Regions from separate parts of the Homo sapiens genome. Here regions 2 and 3 are each linked to region 1. Evidence: read pairs that join two places in POLR2A ChIA-PET (ENCODE). Cell type or tissue: GM12878. All regions are shown on one strand.

Region 1 (2,500 bases):
CCAACATGGTGAAACCTCGTCTCTACTAAAAATACAAAAATTAGCCAGGCATAGTGGTGTGTGCCTGTAATCCCAACTACTTGGGAGGCTGAGGCAGGAGAACCACTTGAACCTAGGAGGTGGAGTTGAAGTGAGTTGAGGTCACACCACTCTACTCCAGCCTGGGCAACAGAACAAGACTCTGTCTCAAAAAAATATAAATAAAAATGAAGATTCGGCCGGACGCGGTGGCTCACGCCTGTAATCCCAGCACTTTGGGAGGCCAAGGAAGGTGGATCACCTGAGGTCAGGAGTTCCAGACCAGCCTAGCCAATATGATGAAACCCCGTCTCTACTAAAAATACAAAAAATTAGCCGGGCGTGGTGGCAGGCACCTGTAATCCCAGCTACTTGGGAGGCTGAGGCAGGAGAATCACTTGAACTCAGGAGGCGGAGGTTGCGGTGAGCCGAGATCGCGCCATTGCACTCCAGCCTGGACAACAAGAGCGAAACTCCATCTCAAAAAAAAAAAAAAGAAGGTTTGATGGTTCAAATAATTTTGGCAGTCTCTGAGTTATGGGGTGATCTCTAGTTGTCCATACCTGACTCTGGGGTGATTTAGGCAGGAGGAATATTGTCTTGGTGTGTCAGAGTTTGATAAAGGAGATAGTTGGGGGTTGGGCTCTGGACTGCTTGGTTTGTATATTAAACATACGCTCACAGCTGTGTTGTTTGCTATCTCTAGGAATTAGCTAGCCCTGGGAGGAGCAGTCTCTCCAGGATCAGTAAGCCTCCAAATGTCAAAGCATCATAAAATTCAGAAAATAAAAAAACGTAATGAATACAAACAGCGGCCTGGCACTGTGGCTCATGCCTGTAATTCCAACACTTTGGGAGGCTGGGATGGGAGAATCGTGAGACAAGCCTGGGCAACATATTGTCCCATGGGGGTTGCGGATGGACTTGTTTAAATAAAACTAGTTTAAAGAAAAGGGAACTTATTTATATAGCTCTAGTGTTGGCCATTAGGTTTCACTGTGGTTGGCAGTTGTGGGATGTGTTATGTTTTGGGTTAGTAGGATGAGGAACAAGTGAACTACATCACAAACAACCACACAGAAAGGGAAAGTTGGTGGGGTTTTTTTTGGGTTTTTTTTGTTTTTTGTTTTTAGATGGAGTTTCGCTCTTGTTGTCCAGGCTGGACTGCAATGGCACCATCTTGGATCACTGCAACTTACACCTCCCAGGTTCAAGTGATTCTCCTGCCTCAGCCTCCCAAGTAGCTGGGATTACAGGCACCCGCCACCATGCCTGGCTAATTTTTTTGTATTTTTTAGTAGAGACAGGGTTTCACCATGTTGGCCAGACTGGTCTCAAACTCCTGACCTCAGGTGATCCGCCCGCCTCGGCCTCCCAAAGTGCTGGGATTACAGGCGTGAGCCACTGCACCCAGCCAAGAAGGGGAAGTTTTTGTTGTTGCCATTTGGTTGGTTGGTTTTGTTTATTTGTGTTTGTTTTTGTTTGTTTGTTTTTGAGACAGAGTCTCACACTGTAATCCAGGCTGAAGTGCAGTGGTGCCATCTCAGCTCACTGCAACTTCCATCTCCTGGGTTCAAGCATGAGCCATTGCACCCCACCAGGAAGAGGAAGTTGTTTTTTTGGTTTTTTTGGTTTTTGTTTTTTTTGAGACAGAATCTCGCTCTGTCTCTCAGGCTGGAGTGCAGTGGCGCAATCTCGGCTCGCTGCAACCTCCGTCTCCCAGGTTCAAGTGATTCTCCTGCCTCAGCCTCCTGTGTAGCTGGGACTATAAGCGCCCACCACCACGCCTGGCTAATTTTTTTTTGTATTTTTAGTAGAAACAGGATTTCACTGTGTTAGCCAGGATGGTCTTGATCTCCTGACCTCGTGATCCGCCCGTCTCGGCCTCCTAAAGTGCTGGGATTCAGGCATGAGCCATGGCGCCCGGCCAGGAAGGGGAAGTTTTAACTAAGCCAAAAGTGATGGGATACAACTGTGCTTCAAACAACTTAGGTCAGGCCTAAAAATGGCTGCTGAGGCAGCAACTAGATTAAACAAATCTATGAAGAGATGGACAAAAACAGACTCCTGGTGACATGATCTCAGCATCTGGATCCAGCCACACCTGAAGATATACTGCTTCTTTACATTTTTCAGTTGTGTGAGCAAATCTCTTCTCTTTAAAAAAAAATTTTTTTTTTCAGGCTGGGCGCGGTGGCTTACACCTGTAATCCCATCACTTCGGGAGGCCACAGCAGGTGGATCACTTCAGGCTAATAATTTGAGACCAGCCTGGGCAACCTGCTGAAACTCTGTCTCCACTAAAAATACAAAAATTAGCCAGGTGTGGTGGCACATACCTGCAATCTCAGCTACTCGGGAGGCTGAGAATCGCTTGAACCTAGGAGGCAAAATTTGCAGTGAGCCGAGACTCTGTCTCAAAAAAACAAATTTCAGAGACAGGGTCTTGCTCTGTTGTCCAGGCTGGAGGGGCAGTGACATC
Region 2 (2,500 bases), 1.3 Mb after region 1:
TGGCAAACCCGGGCTCCGACGACAGAGGCAGCGCAGAAGCTCGCTCCTAAATGAGACAATTTTATTAAAATCATAATTCCTTGCATTTCTATAGCGCCTTTTCAGTGGCGGAGATCTCAGGTGCCCCACGCCAGGGTCTACTAGAGAATCGGGGCGACCGCAAGCTCAGTCGCGGGACAGGCGAGGCTCGCCAGCTCCACGAAGCGTCACCGGCACGTATTTTTCTTTTTTTAACAGCCTGTTTCTACCATTCAGCCTCTGTCTCACATGCTTTATAAAAAAAAAAGAAGTAATAAAACTCCTTTAAATTAAAAAAAATGTTTTTAGAGAAGAGGAAAAAGACTCGAAGAGTAAGGGGGGAAAAAAAAAGCTAAGTGTGGTCTGGGAGCTTGGGGCGGGGGGTGCTGCTGGGATGGGCCGCGTCTGGGTCCAGGGTACAGGGCGCAGCAGGGTCAGCCGCTGCCCCAGGGTCACCTCCCCGGGCGCAGCTGCAGCGGGCTGAGTCATCCGCACGTGGAAAAGGACCTAACACCATCAAAGCTCATTTAAGTAATTCGGGTGATGAGAAGTCGGGTTTATGACCGGCTTCCGAGGGGACTGGGGACGGGCGGCTTTCTCTGAATGCTCGGGGGCTGCTCTGGCTCCAGGGGTGGCTCGGGGGACTTCAGCCCGACGCCAGCTTCCTCCTCCACCAACAGGTTAAGTCGGGTCCGCTGGGCGCACACGTTCTTTTTTCACTTTTCCGTCCTCTCCCCTGGCCTGCCCAGGAAGTGCTGCAAAAGGGCTGGTAGCAACGGGTGGGGAGGCCTCGACGCCCCAAATTCAAGAAATCAGCCCTGAGAGGGAAGGTGGCGTAGATCGAAAGGGACTTGGAGGGGAGGTTTTGGGTTTTTAAAGGTTTTTTTTTTAGAGTCTGCGCAACTCCCCGCGGCCCGAAGGCAGAAGAGAGAGAAAGGGAAAGCGCATTTTCTGCCACTTAGTCACATTTCTTCCCCGCGCTCGCTGGAGGACAAAATCCCCCAAACCCAGCCAACCCTGGAAACAAAAATCTCCCCTGGTAAATTTCCCCGCCTTTACTCCCCCAAAAGAGAAGGCTCGGGGATTGAAGGTGAGGCTCCTCGGAAACCGGGGTAGTCTAGAGATGACGACGCTCACTATGCGACGCGGAGAGATCCTCTCCGAAGGGACGCCCCCAAGCTGTCCTCGGATTTGGGGGCAGTTAAACCCCAAACTCTCCCAAGCACCCAAAGAATCACAGCAATCATCAACATCGCATTCACGGCCAAAGCCCTCCAACGCGCATTATCCTCCGTCGGATGTCAGGATGGGCGCAGGAGGAGAGAAACTGAGGCACAGGCGGCCCTGAACCCCCAACCCCCGCGCGCCTGGGGGACAAACTAGCCTTAAGGCAAAAATGCCGACATCGGAGCCCCTTTTGGCGGCGGCCTTTGACGCAGCAAATGGTGAACTGGGACAGTCCTCCATGCCCACCAGCGCGGGGTCACTTTTTGGGGGGTGGGTCGGGGGGGTCACTGTGAGGGGCAGGCCGCGCCCCGGCAAGAGGGAGCCGCGCTTGAGCAGCGAGGGGCCGGGAGGACGCCACCCAGACCCACTAGAGGGCCTACGGTGCCTGGGAGGGATCATTGAGAAGACTCTGGCGGCACAAACGGTCGAAAGCCAGACCTATGCTCCCAGTTTCCCCTCACCTGCCCCCGGGGTCCGCGGTCCCCACTCTCCACTCAGCACCCATGGCGGTTCCGTCGTCGGAGCCAGCCTGGTACATGCCACACAGGTCGCGTCTGACATCCGGGGCCTCGAAGCGCCGCTTCCCGCCTTTTCGTCGCTGCGCACGCGCGCGCCAGGCTTTGCGCACGGCCCGCTCGTGTCCCGCGGCCCCTTCGCGCCCCGGTTCTGGGCCTCCTGCACGGTCCAGGCATGTGCTGTCCTCTCCCACCCCTCAGTGTGCGATGCAAGTGACAGTGACCGTCAGCACCCATTTTGCCCGCGACATGGAAAGCACACGACCTTCCCTCCTCCTGCCTGGGCCCTGGGGAGACCTCCCCACCACCTCTACCTCCATGAGCCCCCTCCCCCCAGTCTTGAGTCAGTTGCAGCGGGTCCAGGAAATGCCAGGCGCCTTGAGAACCTCCAGGGAGGCTACAATGAAAGGAGCCTGTGGGCGACGGGCACCTGTCGAGGGGCGCACTTGGCGGAGGGGCGGTCTCAGGTAGGGTACGTACAGGCACGCGACCTAATGCACAGAGGCACTGGGGAGGGAGTGTTCGTGCCAACATGGGGTGCAGCCCAGCTTCTCTCTTCCGGGGACCCGGAGGAGACGCTGGAGTACCATCTAACTTTCTCCAGCCGGGCTGGGATATCAAAGAGCTATGATTGGGCAGTGGAGCGTCTGGGGAGTCCCGGCACACCCCCCTGCCTCTGCTCCCACCCCTCCAAAACCCACCCACCCTCACTCCTGAAGTCCATGATGCGCGCAGGGAAC
Region 3 (2,500 bases), 180 kb before region 1:
TGGGTGTGGTGGCGCACGCCTGTAAGCCCAGCTACTCAGGAGGCTGAGGCAGGAGAATCGCTTGAACCCGGGAGGCGGAGGTTGCAGTGAGCTGAGATCGTGCCACTGCACTCCAGCCTGGGCTACAGAGCGAGACTCCATCTCAAAAAAAAATAAAAATAGGCCAGGCGTGGTGGCTTATGCCTGTAATCCCAGCACTTTGGGAGGCCGAGGCAGGCAGATCACCTGAGGTCAGGAGTTCAAGACCAGCCTGACCAACATGGAGAAACCCTGTCTCTACTAAAAATATAAAATAAGCTGGGCGTGGTGGCACATGCCTGTAATCACAGCTACATGGGAGGCTGAGGCAGGAGAGAATCGCTTGAACCCGGTAGGCAGAGGTTGCGGTGAGCCAAGATCGCGCCATTGCACTCCAACCTGGGCAACAAGAATGAAACTCCGTCTCAAAAATAAATAAATAAATAAAAATAAACAAATACAAAATAAAAATACAAAAATTAGCCGGATGTGGTGGTGCGTGCCTGTAATCCCAGCTACTCAGGAGGCTAGGGCAGAAGAATCGTTTGAACCCAGGAGGTGGAGGTTGCAGTGAGCTGAGATGGCGCCACTGCACTCCAACCTGGGTGACAGAGCAAGACTCCATCTCGAAAAAAAAAAAAGAGAGAGAGATGGGCAAGGCCAAGGTCTTTAGGCTGGACCAAGTTTGGAATCACATGGTTGGAGCAGAAGATGAACCCAGAGCAGCGATTCTGCAGGGGTTTGTGGGTCACAGTAAGGAGATTGCAGTTTTTCTTCCAGAAGGTGGGAAACTGTTGTAAAGTTTCAGGCAGGGCAGTGATGCCATCTGGTTTACGTTTTAAAATAGAGACATGAAGTTAAATGACAGCCTGAAGCTGGAAGACAAGAGTTCTGCCAGGGCAGCATGCAATTAAGTTCATGGGCCTGAGCCATCTGTACCACAGGGGCAGTTCCAGCATGCTGGGGCAAGCCTGGGAGGCTTCATGGAGGAGTGGGCCTGGAGTAGGTATTGGCAGGCAGAGAGGGTTGGGATATTCCTGGGCAGGGCAGGGCAGAGGAGGAGACACCCATAGTAATGACAACAGCGTCCTTAAATGGAGTCTGAGGCAGAGTGTAGATGGGATACGTGGGTAATCTCTTTGGATTTCCACAACCACCTTGAGAGTGACAGGAATTCCACCCATTTTTCAGATGAAGAAACTGAGGCCCTGTGATGTGAAGTGACTTGCCCCCCAGCCACACAGCTGGTAAGTGGCAGGGGTGGGATTTGAACCCAGGCCACGAAGCCTCTTATGGCCGTGGCAGGCAGATTCATTACTCACTCACTTTCCTCACTGCTGTTAATGCCTCCTCACGGGTGGGGACACGGAAGCTGGCATGAACCAGGGCAGTGGGGTGGGCAGAGAGAGAGAGTAAGGAGGCTGGGAATTGGTGGTCAGGATGTAGGGATCTTGGGAAAAGGAGGAAGCTTGAATCTTGGTACAGATGGCAGTAGCAAGGCCGGGTGCAGTGGCTCACGCCTATAATCCCAGCACTTTGGGAGGCCGAGGCAGGTGGATCACGAGGTCAGGGGATCGAGACCATCCTGGCTAACATGATGAAACAGCGTCTCTACTAAAAATACAAACAATTAGCTGGGCATGGTGGCGGGCACCTGTAGTCCCAGCTACTCGGGAGGCTGAGGCAGGAGAATGGCGTGAACCCGGGAAGCAGAGCTTGCAGTGAGCTGAGATCGTGCCACTGCACTCCAGCCTGGGCAACAGAGCGAGACTCCGTCTCAAAAAAAAAAACAAAAGATGGCAGTAGCAGTAATTGTCACCAATATTTATGCAACCCTTATTGTGTGCCAGGACTGTTCCAAGCACATGCATGATTTCCTTGGAGCTCAGAGAGGTTAAGACCCTTGCCCAAAGTCACACAGCTATTAAGAGATGAAGCCAGGTTCCAGATTCATGTTTTTAGTTTCCTGCCTCCCAGTGCGTAGAGCTGGCGGAATTGGAGGGATGATGAGGGGTCTTTTCTTTTTTCTTTTTTTTGAGATGGAGCCTCACTCTGTCACCCAGGCTGGAGTGCAGTGGCACGATCTTGGCTCACTGCAAACTCCACCTCCCGGGTTCATGCCATTCTCCTGCCTCAGCCTTCCGAGTAGCTGGGACTGCAGGCGCCCGCCACCACGCCTGGCTAATTTTGAAAATATATGGCTGGGCGTGGTGGCTCATGCCCACCTCGGCCTCCCGGAGTGTTAGGATTACAGGCGAGAGCCACCACACCCGGCCGACACTGATTTTTCTTTCCAGCGAGGTCAGAGCCCGGGGAGGGGTCAGAGCAGAGACAAATGCGACATGACTTATGTTTTACAGGACCATTCTGGCTGCTGTCTGGACAAGAAGTCGTAGGGGGTGAGGGTGGAAGCTGGGAAACCCACAGGAGGCAACCACACTAGTTTAGGTAAGTGATCATGGAGATGGACCAGGTGAGATGA

What was found. Peaks named below come from ENCODE experiments on the same cell type or tissue, not always from the same donor. Only the 100,000 strongest peaks of a DNase experiment are listed, where the experiment ranks them.
Region 2: POLR2A ChIA-PET joins it to region 1 with 7 read pairs; 1 of 35 experiments calls an interaction of 5 or more read pairs at or near these places.
Region 3: POLR2A ChIA-PET joins it to region 1 with 8 read pairs; 2 of 35 experiments call an interaction of 5 or more read pairs at or near these places.

The regions. Positions count from the first base shown.
Region 1 is chr19:14,308,721-14,311,220 of GRCh38, reverse strand. All of the region lies in intron 3 of LINC01841 (long intergenic non-protein coding RNA 1841), which reads left to right. Among named protein-coding and RNA genes, the nearest start is that of LINC01842, 24 kb to the left of the region's middle. RefSeq lists a silencer at 1-213. In GM12878, no CTCF peak of the experiment used is centred here; a DNase peak (open chromatin) is centred at 1,040; H3K27ac peaks cover 533 bases.
Region 2 is chr19:13,011,473-13,013,972 of GRCh38, reverse strand. The region is part of intron 1 of NFIX (nuclear factor I X); the gene reads right to left. NFIX-AS1 (NFIX antisense RNA 1) reads left to right here. Exons shown (of 2, transcript XR_001753870.2): 2 at 1-85. Among named protein-coding and RNA genes, the nearest start is that of NFIX-AS1, 2.4 kb to the left of the region's middle. In GM12878, no CTCF peak of the experiment used is centred here; no DNase peak of the experiment used is centred here; H3K4me3 peaks cover 652 bases; H3K27me3 peaks cover 156 bases.
Region 3 is chr19:14,491,622-14,494,121 of GRCh38, reverse strand. GIPC1 (GIPC PDZ domain containing family member 1) reads left to right here. Exons shown (of 9, transcript NM_005716.4): 2 at 1,210-1,265; 3 at 2,379-2,466. Among named protein-coding and RNA genes, the nearest start is that of GIPC1, 3.3 kb to the left of the region's middle. In GM12878, no CTCF peak of the experiment used is centred here; no DNase peak of the experiment used is centred here.